2 separate regions of the Homo sapiens genome follow, and region 1 is linked to region 2. The links are chromatin loops, found by intact Hi-C in ENCODE. Cell type or tissue: dorsolateral prefrontal cortex. All regions are shown on one strand. Each heading gives the region's core, and the rest is flanking DNA. Links, peaks and the distances in the headings are about the cores only.

Evidence for each region. A loop is a pair of places that touch in the nucleus more often than their neighbours do. Peaks named below come from ENCODE experiments on the same cell type or tissue, not always from the same donor. Only the 100,000 strongest peaks of a DNase experiment are listed, where the experiment ranks them.
Region 1: it touches region 2 in a loop (2.8-fold over the local background); 19 of 110 quality-filtered maps call a loop at or near these places.

What each region holds. Positions count from the first base shown.
Region 1 is chr12:130,920,507-130,934,009 of GRCh38, forward strand. No RefSeq gene overlaps it. Among named protein-coding and RNA genes, the nearest start is that of ADGRD1, 27 kb to the right of the region's middle. In dorsolateral prefrontal cortex, for the core only: no CTCF peak of the experiment used is centred there; a DNase peak (open chromatin) is centred at 5,308; H3K4me3 peaks cover 598 bases; H3K27ac peaks cover 1,458 bases.
Region 2 is chr12:131,997,784-132,005,783 of GRCh38, forward strand. It overlaps EP400 (E1A binding protein p400), which reads left to right. Exons shown (of 53, transcript NM_015409.5): 13 at 7,294-7,401. Among named protein-coding and RNA genes, the nearest start is that of SNORA49, 29 kb to the right of the region's middle. In dorsolateral prefrontal cortex, for the core only: a CTCF peak has its summit at 3,960 (motif pointing left); a DNase peak (open chromatin) is centred at 3,918.

The sequences.
Region 1 (13,503 bases), core at 2,134-10,133, 1.1 Mb before region 2:
AGGAAAGTTAACAGATCCAGAAGTTGTGTGAACTGCCTGGTGAGCCCAGGCATTGGTGAGACCACAGCAGGGCTGAATGGAGGGAACAAAACTCTGTCCCCTGAGCATTCACTCTGGCCATCTCTCCTGTTCTTCTCTCTTCAGAGTGGAGGTCCATGTGCTCAGACAGAGGAGGCATTATCCTGACCTTTCTCCTCCCAGAATCAAGTTTTATCACTTACGCTCAGAAATCTGAGCTTGCTCTTGGAATTCAGCACTGGCTTCATGGATCCTTCTCTGCCAATGTGCATTTTATGGCCAACGAATGACCAGGACTGGTTGGTTGGATTGTCGTAAATTCACAAGACATGTTCATGGAGATCTTGCCAAGGGTGTGGCCACTTCAGCCATTGCATCAGAGCTAGTGGAGGGGAGATCGGGGTGGCCAGCTTGGCCGAGGATGTACGAAGTATGTGTAAACATTCTTTCTCCACTGATATCAAGTGTATTAGTCAGGGCTCTCGATTGCAAGCACTCTGACTTTCTTAGGCAAAAAGGGAATTTTTGAAAGGACGTCAGGGGTTCACAGCATCATTGTGGAGCTAGAGGGTCTATCTTGGAAAATGGAACCAACCAAGGGCACTTCAGAAGGCTGGACAGCAGGAATCACAGCTGAGGCCAGGATGCAGGTACAGACTGTTCATTGCTGCTGGAGATTCAAAGTGCCAGGGGAGAGGGCCATCTGCATAGAGCCTGAGTCACAGGCTTGCTCCCAGCTGTGCCAAGGCTGGTGTATTGGTCTGTTCTCACACTGCTGTAAAGAAATACCTGAGACAGGGTAATTTACAAAGAAGAGAGGTTTAATTGGCTCACAGCTCTGCAGGCTCTACAGGGAGCCTGGCAGCACCTGCTTCTGGGAAGGCCTCAGGGAGCTTTTACTCATGGAGGACGGCAAAGTGGGAGCAGAAGGAAGGGGGTCCATGCCACATACTTTTAAACAACCAGATCTCATGAGAACTCTATCATGAAAACTGCTCGGAGGAGATGGTGCTAAACTATTCAAGATAAGCCACCCCCACGATCCAATCACCTCCCACCAGGCCCCACCTCCAACACTGGGGATTACAATTCAACGTGAGATTTGGGCAGGGACACAGATCCAAACCGTATCAGTGTGAGATTTGGGCAGGGACACAGATCCAAACCATATCAGTCAGGAAAGGAAGGATTTTACCCACTTCAGCTTTCACAGTAGGTGTAAATGTTCCCTCCTACTCCATCCACATGCAAATTCCTCCAAACATTTCAGGGGCTTCAGCTGATACAAGTTCATTTTCTGTGTCAGAGTCTAATGCAGGTGTTCCTAGTGAGTGTACTCCCTTCCATGCAGTGACTCAGGGATCCAGGCTCTTCCAACCTGGGGCTCCATTTCAGAGTCCTCTGCCTTCAAGCAGAAAAGAAGGAGGGGAGTTACCTCCAGTGCATCTTAAATGCCCTGGCTTGGATAGAGCAGGGGAGGGGATGAATGATATGCTTTACTTTTGCTCATATTCCCATAACTCATTACAAGGCTAACATAATTATAAGGGATGATGGGAGAGACATAGAAGCAGAAGGACATTGGGTGGTGCCAACCACTTCTGCTATAAGCCTTTACAGGAAGAGAGGATGTTTGGTTTCTGGACAGATAAAAAAAGTAATTGATATCTGCTCCTAGGGCTAAATATATGTGGGGATGGGGAACCTGAGAATATGGTCCTTTCTTGAGCTTTGAGGAGAGAGGGATGGGTGCTAATATTTGTTGAATGGCTACTACGCATAGGAACTTTGCAGATGTAAGCTCACTCAGTCCTTAGGGGTGCTAATTTACCCTTTGGCGTAAATACTATTCTTTCCACTTTACGAATGAGAAAACTCAATTAACAGGCGGTGGAGGGATTTTTTTCAGCTAGGCAGTGACAGAGCTAGGATTCACACGTTCCATTCACCACCCAACCTTAAGGGTCGCTGGGCTGCAACCTTGACTTGAAATATAGTCTACTTTGCACTGGGAGGGTTTGGAATGAAACGCTACAATTTGGATCAAGATAAACCACAGGCAGTGAAAGCAAGCTGCAGGGGCCAGAGGCTGGAATTTCCCACAGACAGAATTTTGGGAAAAGCTGTACAGTTTGGAGGGGCCGGGTAGGGAGGAAGAAGGGAAGGGGGATAACCTCATCCAAGCGAGAGAAGTTATGGTCACCAAATATTTCTCTAATTACAAAAAAATAAGGGACTTAGGGATGCCAAAAAAATAAAGTACAAGTGTACTAGGCGTTGGCTTTTTTGGCAAAGCAGATTTGTCTGTAATCACTCTTAAAAAGATATAAAAGGAATTGCCTCACACAATGTGATCACTTAAGCCTGGCTTTTATCTGTTTCTTCAGAAACATTGCATTTTGAAGGAAACCATATTAGCTGGAGATGGTGAATTTGTCTGGTAATTGCTTTCTATTATAAATCTAAGTAACATTTAACACCACTAGGGAATGCAAAATTATCAAGCAAGCTGAAAGAAGAAAAAGTCTTCTTCTGAGTTGAAAGTTCTGTTTTCCTAGTTGAAAATAGATGTTTTAAGGTTCACAGAACACCATTTTGTATCATTAGCAAGATTATGGGGCAGCGCTTATAAAGTTCCAAAACTCCCTGCTGGTTAATAGATCTTAGAAAAAGCGTCTGAGGCAGATCCCTTGACCGGCAGCCATGGTCCACAGTATTCAGCTGTAATAACAATTATTTAAAAATGGGCGTGAGATGGGGGACAATCGTGATGCCTCTTCTGGCCTTAAACACCCGCGATAATCTTTGCTATGGTCCGAATGTTTGTTACTGCTCTCCCTGCAAATTCGTATGTTGAAACCTAGTGCCCCAGGTGATGGTATTAGGAGGTGGGGGCCTGTGCGAGGTGATGAGGCCACGAGGGTGAAGCCCTCAAGAAGGGGATTAGTGCTCTTATTAAAGGGGATCCAGAGAGCTGCCTCGCCCCTTCCGCCAGGTGAAAACACAGTGGGAAGGTGCCCTCGATGAACCAGGAAGGGGGTCCTCACCGGACATGAAATCTGTCATGCTTTGATCCTGGACTTCCAGCCCTCAGAACTGTGAGAAACACATTTCTGCGGTTTATAACCTACCCCACTCGTGGTATTTTGTATAGCAGTCAGGATGGACTAAAACGATCTTTGACCCACTTGCTATTATTTTCGTTGTCAAATCCATTTTGTATGTAGGTCAGCTTCACTATCTTTATGAGGTCAGAGGACTGGATGTCCCCAGGACTTACGTGGCTCCAAGACATCCTTTTGTTTGTTTGTTTGTTTTTGTTTTTGTTTTTTTTTGAGACAGAGTCTTGCTTTGTTGCCCAGGCTGGAGTGCAGTGGCGTGATCTCGGCTCACTGTAACCTCTGCCTCCTGGGTTCAAGTGATTCTCCTGCCTCAGACTCCGAGAATAGCCGTGACTACAGGTGGCCGCCACCACACCCGGCTAATTTTTGTAGTTTTAGTAGAGACGGGGTTTCACCATGTTGGCCAGGCTGGTCTCAAACTCCCGGTCTCAGGTGATCCGCCCACCTCGGCCTCCTGAAGTGCTGGGATTACAGGCATGACCCACCGTGCCCGGCCCCAGTACATCTTTTCAGGGCACTTGAATGGTCAGTGTTGAAACATCAAAAGATTTTAAACAAAATTCTGAATTTTCAGCTTCTCCAAAAAACCCCACAGAAATCAGATGATCTTACCAAACTGAGTCCTCATTTCTGCCTGGCAGAAGGGACTATATTCCCAAGATCCCCACACGTGTGCGGTGCCCCTAGAGCAGATACTGATGACTTTTTGGCTTCCAGAGCCAACTGTCTTCTCTTCCGGTGAGCACTCCGGAGCAGAAACGTTCAGGGCTCCCAGCAACCGAGAGAGAGTTCTGACTCCTCCATACCCTCATCGACGTTTGGGGTCCTCGGTCTTTATGTTAGCCTTGCTCAGAGTGTGTGTGATGTGTCCAGTGGAAAATCATTGTGATTTTGTTTTCCTAATGACCAGTGACGTTGAGCAATTGTTCCTGTGCTTATTGGCCATTTGGAATTCTTTTCCGTGAAGTGTCATTGTCCCAGAAACGGGTCACTATCCTGGTATGTTCAGCTTCTTCTTGCCTTTATAGAACCAGTCTTCTTCTTCTTCTTCTTCTTTTTTTTTTTTTTTTTTTTTTTTTTTGAGACGGAGTCTCGCTCTGTCACCCAGGCTGGAGTGCAGTGGTGTGACCTTGGCTCACTGCAACCTCCGCCTCCCAGGTTCAAGCTATTCTCCTGCCTCAAGCCTCCCTAGTAGCTGGGACTATAGGCGCCCACCACCACGCCCGGCTAATTTTTGTATTTTGAGTAGAGACGGGGTTTCACCATGTTGGCCAGGCTGCTCTCAAACTCCCAACCTCAGGTGATCCGCCCGCCTCTGCCTCCCAAAGTGTTGGCATTACAGGCGCGAGCCACCGCGCTCGGCTGAACCAGTCTTCTTAACCCCCATCTCAGAGAGCCCAGCCCTGGTGAGGCAGGCCCCACTCCCTGGAGGTCTGACTCCAAGCAGAGCCAACCAGAAGCTAGAGGGCAAGAGTTCCTTGTCGACGGCGTTGGGCGAGATCAGCCTCCTGGTGCACAGAGTGCAGGGGAGGGCGCGGCGTCACGTGTGTGAGTCTGATCTTGGCTTCCATCAGCTGATGTGAGCCTTCGAGTCTGGGCTCGGGGCAGGAGTGAGTGAGTGAAGATCCTCACACCCCAAATGACCGCTTAGATGGAGGGGCTAAAAAGGGAAGCCATGGGAACAACACACCAACGAATGCCTCAAGCGTGACCTCACCAAAGCACTGGGCTCACTTGGCAGATGAAACCCCCACTAGACTCTCGTGGATAGAGCAGATGAGAAGACCCAGTGCCCGTCCCCACTGCCTGTAGATCTGTCCCGTTTCCTCCTGCAGATAATTTATAGTGAGGCCGAGATGCCCTCCAGCTGACAGCTAGTGCCTGCTGTGGCTGCTCATCACACACCACATTTGTGTTCATTCTTAACTGGAGTTTCCTGTGGGTTTGTGTTTCCAGCAAGATTGAGAATTCTCTGGGTCAGAGACCATGCGATCTCTGTTCCTTCTGGCTCTCAGCAAGAGACCAGGTACCATCCTTGATCCTTATTTCTGACCCACAGCTAATTGCAACAAGTGCCAACCAGGCAATGAAAAATAAGAGACTTGTGGTTTTCCAAACATAGGCCGGTTTCTTACTACAGAAGGCAGCTGTTTCGACAGGTCAGCTGACGCTGGTCCCAAACAAGCAGTGATTCACAGCATCCTAGGAACTTCATGCTAAAGATAGAGGAGGAGAGAGGTCGGAATCTTGAAGAACACGGCGTTCTTTCATCTGCTATTTTAAAGTCTCTAACTTAGTAAAGAATACTCTTTGTTTTACAGTTCTGCGTGAAAGTAAGGGATATGTTTGGTTGATGTGGTTTGGGAGGAGCGTGCTTTCCCGCCGGGCTTCTCGCTCTGCAAAATGCTGAGATGTTGTTAAGGGTGAATTACACAGATTTGGAAAAACAAAAGATGGATGAAGAATTGAATGTATAATAAAGAAGAGTGCCACAGGCTGGTTGCTTAAAATGAGAAGCCTTAAGATGTGCTTGAAACTTTTATAAAACAGAATTTTTGGCCGGGCACAATGGCCCACACCTGTAATCCCAGCACTTTGGGAGGCCGAGGCAGGCAGATCACAAGGTCAAGAGATAGAGATCATCCTGGACAACATGGTAAAACCCCGTCTCTACTAAAAATACAAAAATTAGCTGGGCATAGTGGTGCACGCCTGTAGTCCCAGCTACTCGGGAGGCTGAGGCAGGAGAATCGCTTGCACCCGGGAGGCAGAGGTTGCAGTGAGCCGAGATCGCACCACTGCACTCCAGCCTGGGCAACAAGAGTGAAACTCCATCTAAAAAAAAAAAAGAATTTTTATTATTTAAGTCATTGGCTGGATACATTCTTCTTGTGAAGATGTAAAATGTCGCAACAAGGCTAGAGAGCTCTTTTTTTAAACTTTATTAATTTATTTGAGACAGGGTCTTTCTCTGTCACACAGGCTGCAGTGCCAGTGGCACGATCTTGGCTCACTGTATCTTCAACCTCCCAGGCTCAAGCGATCCTCCTGCCTCAGCCTCCTGAGTAGCTGTGATTACAGCTACTCAGCTAATTACCACCACACCCAGCTAATTTTTCTATTTTTATTAGCGATGAGGTCTCACTTTGTTGCCCAGGCTGGTCTCAAATTGCTCGCCTCAAGTGACCCTCCCGCCTTGGCCTCCCAAAATGCTGGGATTACAAGCATGAGCCACTGCACCTGGCCTTAATTTTTTTTTAAGACAATGTCTTACTCTGTCACCAAGGCTGGAGTGCAGTAGCTCAATCTCAGTTCACTACAGCCCTGAACTCCTGGGCTCAAGTGATCCTCCCACCTCAGCCTCCTAAGCAGCTGGGACTGTAGAATAGTCCCAGGTACACCCCTGGGCAGTAAAGACCTGTGACTTCTGGCCCTTCTCTCCATTCTCCAGAAGTATATTCTCTTTTGGTTTGCATCCTATCCTTCCAGAACTTTCCCTATGCCTTTGCATAATATGTACCCAGATGTCATTTATGTATATGCTGTACGTAAATAATATCGCATGATCTTAATAGTTCTGTAACTTGTTTCTTTTGTTTTGTTTTTGTTTTCATGTGGCATGTCTTGGAACTCTTCCCATGTTAGTGGCGTGTATTCTATATACTGCCACCCAGGATTGAAAAATATTAATCAGGTTATTTAGGCCACTCTAAAGCTTTTGGAGAATTCTAGAGCCTCAAATTCATACATTTTGACAACTTGCTTCCTTTACCTGGCAATAGGTCATCTTGAATTTCTCCAAGCTTCCTAAAATCCCCATTATTTTAGGAATTTTCCCCTAAATATCTGCAGCAAGTCAGAGTTCCTTCTTGGAAAAATGGCCGCCTTCTCCCCTATGTGGACCCCCTCTTCTACATATTCACTTGCTTGAATTAATGAGTTGCTATTTTCTATTCTATTCCTTACTAACCAACAAGAAAATGATTATGATTTCTCTATCACGTTTGTCAGAAAACTGGTCTAATGAGGCCTGGCACAGTGGCTCAAACCTGTAATCCCAGCATTTTGGGAGGCTGAGGTGGGAGGATCACTTGAGTCCAGGAGTTTGAGACCAGCCCTGTGAACAACATAGCCAGACCCTGTCTCTACAAATTAAAAAATTTGTAGAGACAGGAGGTCGAGGCTACAGCGAGCCATGATCACACCACTGCACTCCAGCCTGGGCGAAACAGCAAGATCCTGTCTCAAAAAAGTAATAATAGGCCAGGCGTGGTGGCTCATGCCTGTAATCCCAGCACTTTGGAAGGCAGAGGCGGGTAGATCACTTGAGGTCAGGAGTTCGAGACCAGCCTGGGAAAGATAGTGAGACCCCTGTCTCTACAAAAAATAAAAGAATTAGCTGGGTGTGGTAGTGCACGCCTGTGGTCCTGGCTACTGGGGAGGCTAAGGTGGAAGGATTCTTTGAACCCAGAAGGTTGAGGCTGCAGTGAGCTGTGATTGTACCATTGCACTCCAGCCTTGGTGACAGGAGACCCTGTTTCAAAAAAGAAAAGAAAAAAAGAGAAAAGAAAAGAAAAGCTGGTCTAATGACATAATTAAGACAAGTCAGAGAGTGACTCCAGGCTTGGCACTATTTGTAAACATCCGCAGCAAGGAAAGGGTCTGAATAGAAGGGCAAAGCTGAACCCCAGGATGTCACCTGGATCCAGCTGTGCCTGCAGCCAGCATCACCACTGGCCTTTCCTTCCACGGACCAGTTTGTTTTCCTTCTGCTTCTATCAGATGGGTTGGTAACTGACATAGCCCTGACAGACAGGGCCGTAGTGTCAGATCCCATTGCTGTCTTCTCATGCCTCTTTCCGGTTTCAGCATCTGCCAGGAGCTTCTGTTTTTCCTTCTTGGATGCTCTGCCTCTGTTCTCTATTTATTCCGACCCTGCAAAGAACCAAAAACGTCACAATCTGTACACAGCGTAAATCATTACTTGTCTGACTGCATTCATGGTTACTGTGTGTCCTTGTGTATTAGTTCATATTTGGCTTAGGTAACACAGCAAAACACACACACACAGAAAACAACAAACCCAGCAATGCTTCGTATTTATGCAGCAATAGCATCACTTATTTGGCAACACATTTTTGCCATGGTTTTAACTCTAGTTTGTGGGGAGTGGCATATGGAGAAGTTTCACTCCTTCCTGAGTTTTCTTGTACTTGTCATTCTTGAGTTCCTGCCAAAAGTTTACATCTAATTGCCCCGACGTCATCCTTCCTTCCCCTCAAATAGAAAAAACAATGAGTCCTGGAATTTTTTTTTTTTTTTAAACAGGGTCTTGCTTTATCGCCCAGGCTGGAGTGCAGTGGTGCGATCTCGGCTCACTGCAACCTCCCTCTCCTGGGCTCAAGCGATCCTCCTGCCTCAGCCTCCCAAGTAGCTGGGACTACAGGTGCATGCAACCATGCCTGGCTAATTTTTATATTTTTAGTAGAGACGGGGTTTTGCCATGTTGCACAAGCTGGATGTAAATTCTTACAAACCTGTTCCCTGCACATTTATTTTCTCATTCCACACGACTGTCAAATTGGAAATTCTCCCAAGATGCTTCTGACTGTATCAGGCAGAGTGGAGTGTGAGTGGTGCTGTTTCTCTCTTCACGAGGACACGGCTGGGTGTCTTGGCCACCCATTTTTATTCTTTGTTACTGCGACCGAGGAACAGGGACTATTGTCAAAAAGACTTGAGCAAGGTCGGACTAGGAAGGTTTTTTTTTTTTTTTCCATGGGTTAAAGAAAGAAACATTCTCTTGAAGATGCTATGAGATGGGAAGGTTTCCAAAGCCTTTGAATAGCTGCACATGAACTCATCATAAAAACGTAAAAATAATCCTCTTTGTGGTGCACGTGATTGTGAGCCTCTGTGTCTGTCTGGGATGCGAGTGTGAGAGAATTGAGTTAGAGGTGACCACAGGTCACGTGTCTGGTGATGATAATGTCTTCACGGACCACAGAATATAATATCAAGGTAATGAGAAACTCTACTGTGCACTTCTTTGTTATAAAATATTTTTCTTTCAGAATGTTTAGACATACGGAAAGGACGTGGTGGAGTGGTTAAGAACGCAGGTGCTGGAGTGAGGCTCCCTGCATTGGAACCTTTAATCCTCCACTCACAAACTGGCCTTGGGGAACCTACTTTACCTCTCAGAACTTCTGTTTCCTCATCTTTAAAAGAAGGTTTTAAAAATAGTGGCTCACTCTACAAAAGAATTTTAAAAAATTCCCTGGGCATGGTTGCACATGCTTGTAGTCCCAGCTACTTGGGAGGCTGAGGCAGGAGTATGACTGGAGCTCAGGAGATCAAAGCCGCTCTGAACTGTGGTCACACCACTACACTCCAGCGGGGGTGACAGAGCAAGACCTGGTCTCCAAAAAGTAAAAATAAAATAGCATAAACTTCCTAGGGTTGTCCTAAGGAATCAGCAGATGCCTGCAGGTTGGCACTCGGGGCAGGGTTGGCACAGGGGGCTGCCCCACCAGTGATCACTTTGAGGATGAGGATGACATTGTCTCTGATCATGAGATGAAGATGGTGAAGGAAGGGGATGGTGATTTAACCTTTATTAAGACTTGGCCCCACTGGACAGCCTGCCTGACTGAGGAGTCTCTCTCTCTATAAATTCAGAGACACAGAGCCTAAGAGCAGTCTAAAAGTATGCTCGTTATTAAAAATCTCAAAAAGGTCATGGTTTCAGGTGTGCGTTCTCATCTTCCAGGATGAGCTAAAGCTTCCTCATTCCATGCTTCCTCTGTGGCACTTACAGGTCTGGGTGTGCTCAGTCCTCTGGATGTTCAGCTCAGCAGCTGCACAGCTCAAGGTTATTTTTCTGCCAGAGGGAAACAAGGTGGGCTGCAGACACAGTTCTGATTTTGGAGCAGGGTCGTGTGCAAGGGTCATCCATTCCCACTCATTTACTGGCTGTTCCTGCAGGTCTCAATGAGACGTGTGGCTGGCTGCACAGTAGCTGCCAACTGGCTCTGCTGGTTATAATCAATGGTTCAGCCTTCTCTCTCTCTTTCTTTCTTTCTTTTTTTTTTTTGAGACGGAATCTCACTCTTGTTGCCCAGGCTGGAGTGCACTGGTGCGATCTTGGCTCACTGCAACCTCCGTTTCCTGGGTTCAAGCAATTCTTCTGCCTCAGCCTCCCAAGTAGCTGGGATTACAGGTGCACATCACCACACCTGGCTAATTTTGTACTTTTAGTAGAGACAGGGTTTCTCCATGTTGGTCAGGCTGGTCTCAAACTCCCGACCTCAGGTGATCCACCTGCCTCGGTCTCCCAAAGTGCTGGGATTACAGGCGCGAACCACCTTGCCTGGCCTCTCTTTCTCTCTCACACACAACATCTTTCCCAGGGCTTTTTACTCCTTAGAAATACTTTATTCTGATTTTTGTAAATAATTTTGAAAAGATTTTCCTGAAATTGTCAGTGTACAGGTTGGGAGTCCCAGTTCTCAAAGGGATTTTGGCAAATCCATCACCCATAACAGGATATGATCGGGATCCTAGGCCAAAGGCTGTCAGAAGAATGTGCTGTTCTGTAGCTTAATATGATTCATGTAAATAGATTACAAACTGTTACCTTCTACATTTATCATTACCACTTGGCATGCTTTGTGTTTAATAATCTCTGAGCACATGTACAAAAGAAATAAATTTAAAAAGAATAGTTTCTGGGCTGGGGATGGTGGCTTATGCCTGTAATCCCAGCACTTTGGGAGGCTTAGGTGGACAGATCCCTTGAGCCTGGAAGTTCGAGACCAGCCTGGATAACATAGTGAGACCTCATCTCTACAAAAAAATTAAAAAATTAGCTGGATGTCATGTCACGTGCCTGTAGTCCCAGCTACTCAGGAGGCTGAGGTGGGAGGATCATTTGATCCTGAGAGGTCGAGGCTGCAGTGAGCCATGATTGCATTATTGCACTCCAGCCTGGGAAACAGAGCAAGACCTTGTCTGAAAAACAAAAACAACAGAAAAAAGAATAGTTTATACCATTATAGGAATAATGTGACAAAGAACCAGAGAAGGAGTGAGGACCAGGCATAGTGGCTCACGCCTGTAATCCCAACACTTTGGGAGGCCAAGGTGGTGGATCACCTGAGGTCAGGAGTTTGAGACCAGCCTGGCCAACGTGGCAAAACCCTGTCTGTACTCAAAATACAAACATTAGCGGGGGTGGTGGTGCATGCCTGTAATCCCAGCTACTCAGGAGGCTGAGGCATGATAATTGCTTGAACCCGGGAGGCGGAAGTTGCACTGAGCCAAGATCACACCACTGCACTCCAGCCTGGGCGACAGAGTGAGACTCTTTCTCCAAAAAAAAAAGGAGTGAGGCACACAAGCGACACCCCTGCAGTCACTGCATTTTTACTAAAAATGGTAATTAATGAGTTTAAAGTGACATGCAAGAGGTTATGCTCCGGATCAGGGTTCAGGAAAGATGATACTTGGTAATTGCCTAAATAGCGTATTTTCCCTCAGTGATGTGGAACCACATGCTGTTGGTAAATGGGAGGCAAACGAATGAGCTCAGGGCATAAACATTTTCAATTTCCCAAATTCCTCACATTCTGAGTTAGAGAATTTTTTTAAAGTGTGGTTTATAGACATCCAAAATTTAGGGTCAAGGAAATAAATAAAATCATTGAGACACAGAAATCATTATTCATCCCTTCACATATGTTTTCTGTTGTCCCTCTCCCCCTGAGGCTGGGAGGCTGCAACTTCGAGAGTGAGGTTGAACGCTGGGATGCTGGGACACACACTTACACTCTTCCTGCTCCCCTCCTTGTCCCCTGTACCCTGAGCCATAGATATACCAGGAGAGCCTCTGGCTCTGCAAACCGTGCTCCCCTAAACCCAAAATCCCCAACCGCAAAATCCTCTCCGTTATGGCATCTCTCTTATTCCCCTTCTAATGAGAGAAGTCTCAGACTCATTAAACAGCCAATAGCTTTTGCCACTTTATTTTAGAACAGCCGATGTGAGATAACCCAGCTCCTCTGGAGTTTCTGTGGGTTGTAAGTCTTTTTGGGAAATGAGGCCAACTAGAAATGCAGTCTAACAGCTGGGAAGTTTATGAAACCATTTTCTTCCAGATTTACTAAATATTTTAGCACCAGAGACAGCACAGGGATCTCTTAGCTATATTATCAACTAACCTCCGAGTAAAATGAAACTATAGATTAAAGTGAAAGATAAAAACATCAACCCTGATGAACTTTCTGCCAGCCAGGGAGAGTCTCCTAAGTTCATTCCCCTCCTTTTTATCATAACTGTAGTCAAAAGTGACATTTGATCTATTGCCTTCCATGTGGCATCATGAAAGGACAGAGCGTGGCTGGGGTTTCAGGGCTCTGAGGTACATCTGGGGTCTAGCTGTGCTCTAGGGACTCAGCAGGTGCCTTTCATTCTGGAAAGATGAATGACAGCTGAGGACAGAAGAGAAACTGATGGAGAAACCAACAGGGTGCTGCTACTTCCTTGTTTTTTAAGAAATGATTTTTAAGGAATTAACGGCACTGATGGCCGCCTCCTTCTCTGTTCTATTCCAGCTCAATTGGCCACCGAGACACATTCCAAGGACACTTAGCAAAACACCACATCGAAAACAAATAAGTATGGGTGAGCCCTGGAGAAAAGATACAAAGGCAACCTCTAAGGGGCATGAAGGGCTCTTTTGTTTGCAGCTCGGGGTGCGGGAGGCGGGGAGATTCTCACCACTGAAGTGGACGTAAACACACGTCAGACGCGAGCCCAGACGTGGGTGTCACCAACCCCTTTCAATGACAAGCCCCACAGTAGACGAGGACGTTTTTGGTTGCGCAAGCGGCTTCTGAAGTGGTTCCTGTGGGCACTGCGGGAATTCTCCGGAGCCTCACAGTCCCCGATGTGGGATAGACCAGAGAGCTGGGGAACGGGAGCCCGCCTGAGATGGAGGATCCAGGCCCCTCGGGGCGTCCCCACGTCAGATCCCTGGGGTCAAGCCTGTCCCCAGGATGACTCCCCAGGTTTTGACCTGATCGCTGCACCCATGAGGCTCCCGGTGTCCGGGCGCTCCTCAGGTCCCCGACACGGAGGCAGGCTTGGGATGACTGCAACCTGCTCTCATGAGTCACAGCAGGTGCCTGTCGAGACCCACACGGACCCGGGCGGGCAGGACCTCGGATGCTGACTCCCTGTGGGGTCAGGACCTCCTTCCTCCAGGTTCTGCCGTCTGAGGCCGCAGCCTGCTCCTCCCCGGCCTGCTTCTCATCCAGGGCACGCCGGCTGCCCCCCACTAGCTGCTTATCCCAGAGCCCGG
Region 2 (8,000 bases), core at 1-8,000:
ATCTGCATGGAAGAGGACCCTCACAGTTCCAACCCAAGTTGTCCACCGATCAGCTATACGTCATTTTGCTCAAAGTTACAATTTCTAAGAACCAACCTATTGATGATGTTTAGTGAGGACTTACTGTAGTTGAATTTGTCAATCTTGTTCACAAAGATATATCATCTAAAATTTTTCTGCTTTTACTCTTAGGTTGTGAAATGAGTGCAGTTTCCTTTTTTTCCCCAAAATGCATATTTGGAAAGCCATATTGAAAAGCCTATCTTTTCCCCACTGATCTTAAGTGCCAGCTCAGACGTAAAACAGGTTTCCTTCTATGCATGGCTCTTTCTGGGATCTTTATTCTTTTATTGGCAAATTTGTACCAGTCTGTACTGATACCACACTGTCTTTCTTACTATAGCTTTATAATAGTTCTTGATGTCTGGTTAGGTAAGTTCTTCTGCCTTGCTCTGTGTTAGGAGGATCTTGTCTATTTGGGGACTATTTCAGAAACATGCTAGAATCAGCTCATCAAGTTTCACAGAAAAACCTATTGGGAGTTTTGATTAGAATTTAATTGCATTAATGGATGTTTTGTGAGAATTGCTGTCTTTATGAAGTTCAGCCTTTCCAGTCTATGATCAAAATATAGTTCTCCCCTTCACTTAGGTCTTCCTAAATAGCTTTCCATAAAATTTCATGATTGTGTCTCTTTTGTTAGATTTAATTCTAGGTACTATATATTTTTAAAAGTTGTGCTAAATGGTATATTTTCTAAAATTATATTTTAAATATATTGCTGGTATGTGTCAGTACAGTTGATTTTATTTCTCTTATACTCAGCAACTTTTCTGAACTCTGTTTGTTAATTCTTTGTATACAGTCTTGTATACAAAGACTTTGTATACAGTCTTGTATACAAAGACTTTGTATACAGTCTTGTATACAAAGACTTTGTATACAGTCTTGTATACAAAGACTTTGTATACAGTCTTGTATACAAAGACTTTGTATACAGTCTTGTATACAAAGACTTTGTATACAGTCTTGTATACAAAGACTTTGTATACAGTCTTGTATACAAAGACTTTGTATACAGTCTTGTATACAAAGACTTTGTATACAGTCTTGTATACAAAGTCTTTGTATACAGTCTTGTATACAAAGTCTTTGTATACTTCTCTGAAGAGTTTTTCCTTTATAATCCTTGTTCCTTTTATACTACTTTTTCTTGCCGTTTTGTGCTAGGTAGGACTTTCAGTAAAGTGTTGAGTTCGTGCTAGTGGTGGACAACATTGGCTTGTTCTTGCTTTGAAAGAGAGCACTTTCAGTAGAAAGGCAGATTATTAGAGTTTTGAGTCATAACTGCATGGTTCAAACCTAATGTTTGTTGCCTACTGACCCCACGGCCTCGGTCAGGTTGTCTGAGCTCTCCGTGGTGTTTTTCTCAGTTGTAAATGGGATAACCAGTGTTCTTCTGAGGATTTGCAGTGCGTGGAAGCCTTGGCCTGACGTGTCCTACGGTGTGCTCTTCACTGCTGCTCTCAGGATGACTATGATGATACCTTTAATGTTTCATAAATGGACATAGTGTATAGGGTTCTTGTAGATATTTTTATAAGATTAGTGAAGTTTGTATCTATTCTTCAGTGTTTATGTTGTAGGTGGGTATTGCATGCTTTGTTTGTTTGTTTTGACAGTCTTGCTCTGTCGCCCAGGCTGGAGTGCAGTGGCACGATCTCAGCTCACTGCAACCTCCGCCTCCTGGGTTCAAGCGATTCTCCTGCCTCAGCCTCCTGAGTAGCTGGGATTATAGGCACCAGCCACCATGCCTGGCTATTTTTTATATTTTTAGTAGAGATAGGGTTTTACCGTGTTGCCCAGGCTGGTCTCCAACTCCTGACCTCAGGTGATCTGCCCACCTGAGCCTCCCAAAGTGCTGGGGTTACAGGCTGAGCCACCGTGCCTGGCCCTCATACATTAAATTGAGGAATATGACTTTTTCTTTTCTTCATAGTCAATTATGATAGTCAAATTTTCTAGGAATTTCTTTATTTCATCTACATTTTAAAATTTATTGGCATACATTGTCAATAATTTCTCCTTACAGTGTTTCCGATCTTGGCTGTGTTTGTATGTATGTCCCTTCTTTCTCCTAATACTGTGTATTTATGCCTGTTTTCTTGATAGTCTTGTCAAAAGTTTGTCAGATTCTTTTTTTTTTTTTTTAATCTGGCGCCTGTATATTGTTTTCTGTTTTGTTTCTGCTCGTAGTATTTCTTTTTTAAAAACATCTTTTTCTGAGTTTTTAACTTGGATGACTAGCTTCCTAATTTTCATCAGCTCATTAATATAAACATTTAAGGGTCTGAATTTTTCCGTAATACTGCTTTAGCTGAATATCATATTTATTATTCAGTTTTAAATATTTTCTGATTTCCCCTGTATATATATTTTATTGACCCATGAGTTATTTAGAAGGATGTTTCTTAATTTCCAAACAATACAGGGTTTTCAATATATATTTTTATTATTATTCTACATTAATTGCATTTTGATCAGACAGAAGATGTATGGGATTCTCACTGACCTGGATTTTGTTGAGGTAGGTTTTGAATGGACCAGTTTATAAACATTCCATACATGCTTTAAAACAACATGCATTCATCAGGTTATGGTACAATTCTCTCTCTCAGTCCACCAGGTAGAACTTGTTGATTGCATTATCCAGTTCTTATCCTTACTGATTTTTGTCTTCTTGCTCTATCAATTACTGAGAGAAGTATGTTAAAATGTTCCATTATGATAATGAGTACCTATTTCTCCTTAAGTTTCTGTCAGTTTTCATTTTATGTATTTTGAGACTATGTTAGTATGTGCATATATAGGTTTAGAATTGTTATCCTATTACGTCATCAGTTTTACTTGATTCTAGATAATTTTATCACATCTGTGTTCTATTTTATGAATTCTCTTTTAAGCTCTTCCTAGTCTTTTGTTAACCCATTGATTAAGTGTTAAATTCCAGTTACCAGTTTGTTTTAAGACATTCCCAATGGTTTTTTAGAAAACCTACATGAAATTTTAAAATTATCTCTTGCTCTGTATTCAGACTTTCAGTCATCTCTTTTATTTCTTCAAATATGAAATTTTATAATCTCTGCCTAATAATTGCATGGGTGATGTTTTTGCAGGTCTGATTCTGCTGTCGTTTATGAATCCTGGTTTCTGCTGATGGTACATTGTTTCCTAGCGTACTTTGTGATTTTTGACAATTTATTGGTGTAGGGACCAGCCCCACAGGGTCGGTGGGTTTCTTCCCACCGTGTGTGGAGACGAGAGATTGTGGAAATAAAGACACGAGACAAAGAGATAAAAGAAAAGACAGCTGGGCCCAGGGGACCACTCCCACCAAGACGCGGAGACTGGTAGTGGCCCCGAATGTCTGGCTGCGCTATTATTTATTGGATACAAAGCAAAAGGGGCAGGGTAAATAGTGTGAGTCATCTCCAATGATAGGTAGGGTCACGTGGGTTACGTGTCCACTGGACAGGGGGCCCTCCCCTGCCTGGCAGCCGAGGCAGAGAGAGAGAGACAGCTTACGCCATTATTTCTGCATATCAGAGACTTTTAGTACTTTCACTAATTTTGCTACTGTTATCTAAAAGGCAGAGCCACGTGTACAGGATGGAACATGAAAGCAGACTAGGAGTGTGACCACTGAAGCACAGCATCACAGGGAGACGGTTAGGCCTCCGGATAACTGTGCGTGGGCCTGACTGATGTCAGGGCCTCCACAAGAGGTGGAGGAGTAGAGTCTTCTCTAAACTCCCCACAAGGAAAGGGAGACTCCCTTTCCCGGTCCGCTAAGTAGCAGGTGTTTTTCCTTGACACTGAGGCTACAACAGGCGTCTTCCCAGATCCTGGCGTTACCGCTAGACCCAGGAGCCCTCTGGTGGCCCTGTCCGGGCATAACAGAAGGCTCGCACTCTTGTCTTCTGGTCACTCCTCACTATGTCTCCTCAGCTCCTATCTCTGTATGGGCTGGCTTTTCCTAGGTTATGATTATAGAGCGAGGATTATTATAATATTGGAATAAAGAGTAATTGCTACAAACTAGTGATTAATGATATTCGTATATAATCATGTCTATGATCTAGATCTAGTATAACTCTTGTTGTTTTATATATTTTATTACACTGGAACAGCTCGTGCCCTCGGTCTCTTGCCTCGGCACCTGGATGGCTTGCCGCCCACATATTGGAACTTCATTGTGGAAGTTACTTTAGGCCTGACAGTGAAGGAGTTTCCTCTAGAGAGAGTTTCTGTTAACTTCTGATCTGTGTTCTTTTGTAAAGCATGTCTCTTGTAAACAGCATATAGTTGGTCTTCTCTGCCCTACAGTTTATTCTAATGTCCCTATGTCTCTAAATTGGAGTGTTTAGTACATTTGTATTAAATTTAAGCCTGTTCTATTAATAATTGGGCCTAGATCTATCCTAATTTTAAAATTTATCTTGTATTTTCTCACCTGTTCTTTAGTCAATCTCTTTATGGTTAAAGCATCAGGCAAGTATTTACAAATTATTTCATTTCCTCTTCTCTGTTAGCTTTCTGTATTCTTGTTGTAGGGGCTATCTGATTATGGTGCGCATTCTTGACTTACTAGATATCCTATTAAATTAGCGCTGTATACTCTGTGGGGCAGAGTTTGGGAGCAGCCTTGCTGGGTGGTTGTGGCACAGGTCTCCTGTGAAGATGGTTTTCAGAAGGCTTGATGTAGCAGGCTGGAGGATGCCATTCCAGGCTGGTTCATTCTGCCAGCTGATGGGCTCTGGTTGCATGCTGAGGGCAGGCTGAGTGTCCTCCTGACCTGGGGCTGGTGTCCGAGAGCAAATATCCATGAGGGAGCAGGATAGACACTGTAGTATCTTTTGTAGCTGAGTCTTGGAAGTCACCTACGGTCATTCTCACATATGGTGGTCACACCGGTCAGGCCAGGTCAGTGTGGGAGAGACCAGGAGTGAACACCAGGAGGTGGGTTCCTGGGGATCCCATTGTCTTTATGGTGTCGAGCTGAATCCATGAGCAGAGCCTCTCATTGGGTCAAGGCTTCTTCATGGTCTTCAGGAACCTCTTAGAGCTTTCTTCACAGAGATGTGGAATTTTTGAAAGTTTAATTCTAAGTATATTTAGCTCTTCATGTCCATGGGTTTCAAATCCATGAATTTGATCAACTACAGATAGAAAATATTTACCAAAAACAAAACAAAGCAAAACAGTAAAAAATAAGAACACAGCTGGGTGTGGTGGCTCACACCTGTAATCCTGGCTGCTTGGGAGACTGAGGCAGGATGGTCACTTGAGCCCAGGAGTTCAAGTTCAGCCTGGGCAACATAGCAAGACCCCATCTCTAAAAGAAATATTAAAAAAAAAAAAAACAGCCAACCAAAAAAACCCCCCAAACCAAATAAGCCAAAATAACAGTACAACAATTACAAAAAAGATACCAAAAAAATGTGTAACAACTATTTACATAGCATTCACATTGTATTAGGTATTATAAGTAACCTAGAGATTATTTAAAATATATGAGAGGATGTGTATAGGTTACGTGCAAATATACATTACTTTATATAAGGGACTTGAGCATCCTTGGATTTTGGTATCGAAAGGGGCCTTGGAACCACCTTCTCAGGGATACTGAGGGACGACTGTATTTAATTTTCTGTCTAAACAGGTTTTTTTTTCTTCGATTTCATTTTCTAACTCATTTCCATATGTGGAGGCTGATTTCTGTGTATTGTTTGTTCTGAGACACCTTACAGAATTATCTTCTTACTGGAAGTTTCCAGTGGTTTGGCTTGTTTTTCCTACTTACATATAGCATCATATGCTGTAGTGGTGCATCCCAGCATTTCGCTCTGGAAGCATCAGACAGACAGGAAAGGTGAAGAACCTTGTTAGGAACATCATGGACACACCACCTGAATTCCACAGCCAACACTTACTTTCACTGGGCTCCATTAGGTCTATGTCCATCAAGCCAGTGTGGCAAATATTTAACATCCTGAGCAAATGAATTCAAAAAGTGTTTTGCTAGTCCCAAGTGGACAGTGCCTTTAACATGGTCCTTGTAGGGTGCTTGTCCATGGCATTTGTTGTTTTGGCTCAACAGTCTTTGACATAAAATACAGATGCAAACAAGCTCACATATCACAAGTACACAGCCCAACTAAAGGGTTTTCCCCTGTTAGATCTACCACTGTGTGAACATTCTTTGAACAGAAATCTGGGTTCACATTTCTGTCATTCCTCTGGATAGACTCACTAAAAGGGGAAATGATGAGGTTGAGGGCATTGGATTCCAAAGCCCTTCAGCTTTCCGTGTTGATTTCCAGAAAAATCCAGCCAGTTTATGCCATTATCAGCAGCATGTGGGAGTATCTAATTCATAATAATTTCCCAGTGTTATGATTTTAAGGTGGTTGATAATTTGGTACTTAACAAATTGTGCACTGATTTCCAGGGATGATTAATGAAAAAACATTTTATTGCCCTTTACACTTTTATGTATGTAACAGCTTCATATCCTTTGCCCACTGTTATTGGGGATTTAATTAATGTGTGGTATTTTTTTTTAAGCAATTAGGGTGAGTGTTTTATAAAAAAAGCTTAATTATGTTTTATTATACTTTTTAACATTTTTGCTTTTTGTTTCTTCATTTGATATTTTGTATTTTTATATATCATCTTCATCAGTTATTTCCTATCAATGGTGTTCACTTTTTACATTTTTATTTATTAGTCTATACTGTTACTGTTCATTTAGATTATTTCAGATATTTTAAATCTTTTGTGAATACAATTGAGTTTCTTTCAAAGATTCTCATCTTTATAGAGAAAATATTTTATACTTTTAAAAATTTGCATAAATTTCAGGGGTGCAAGTACAGTGCTGTTTCCTGGCTGTACTGTGTAGTGGTGAAGTCTGGGTCTCTGGTATGTCATGACCCAAATGTGTGTTGCACCTACTAAGTAATTTCTCATCATTCCCCTTGCATCCCCCAACAAAATATTTTACACCTTTTATCAGTAATGGGCAACCATTTTAGTTTTTAGAAAAAACAAGTGTGCTTTTAGACAATATAATCTTTTTCCAAGGAGTGATCTAAAGCTGGAAAAAGGAATACATGTGAGAGGGAGCCCCTTGCCCTTCTTACCGTGGTTCTCCTGGCTGCTGCTCCTTCCCAATTTAAATTACAGTTGTTGTTATAAAGTAACAGCCCTTCTGCCCGCAACCCTCTGCAGCTGAGCTGCCCCTCCTGGACCTGATGAAGCTGTACGAAGGCGCCTTCCTGCCGAGTTCTCAGTGGCCCCGGCCGAAGCCTGATGGGGAGGACACAAGCGGAGAGGAAGGTGCGCTCCCAGCCTTTGGAAGAATTCAGGGTTAAAAGCAGAAGCCGGAGTACTTACAAAGACTTAAAATAAGATTTAGAAAATTTCTTTTAGTTTGATAAAATAAAAAATTAGAAATATTTAATAAGTATCTTTATATTGAATAGAATTTTATTAAATTCCGTGCTTTTAATTTATTAACCTGGCACAGTTATCGGGGCACTTGATCATGTTGTGAAGGATGTAAAAATATTTTTCTCTAGATTTATAAACATCATTGTTTTATGGACCTAGATATATTTATTCAGGCTGTGCTGTGTTTGTTCAACACACCAGTTTTGAGTAGTTTATTTTACTTGGTATTAGACTTTCTAAACAGATGCACAGAGCATACCAGAAAAGGTCTGCCTTTCCTGCTCTCATTCCAGTTGTTGGGACAGTTAGACACCTGCATGCGAGTTGGGGAGTGGCCCACAGGAGCCTTGGGGAGGTCAGGCCTTACCAGACCCCACGCTGCCAGCAGGACCAGAGGAAGGAGTGGCGGGTTTGGTCTCCTCCCGGTTTCCCACATTTGGGAAAGGGTTCTGCTTTTTTCTTTCTTGGTGATAGACGGGAGATCC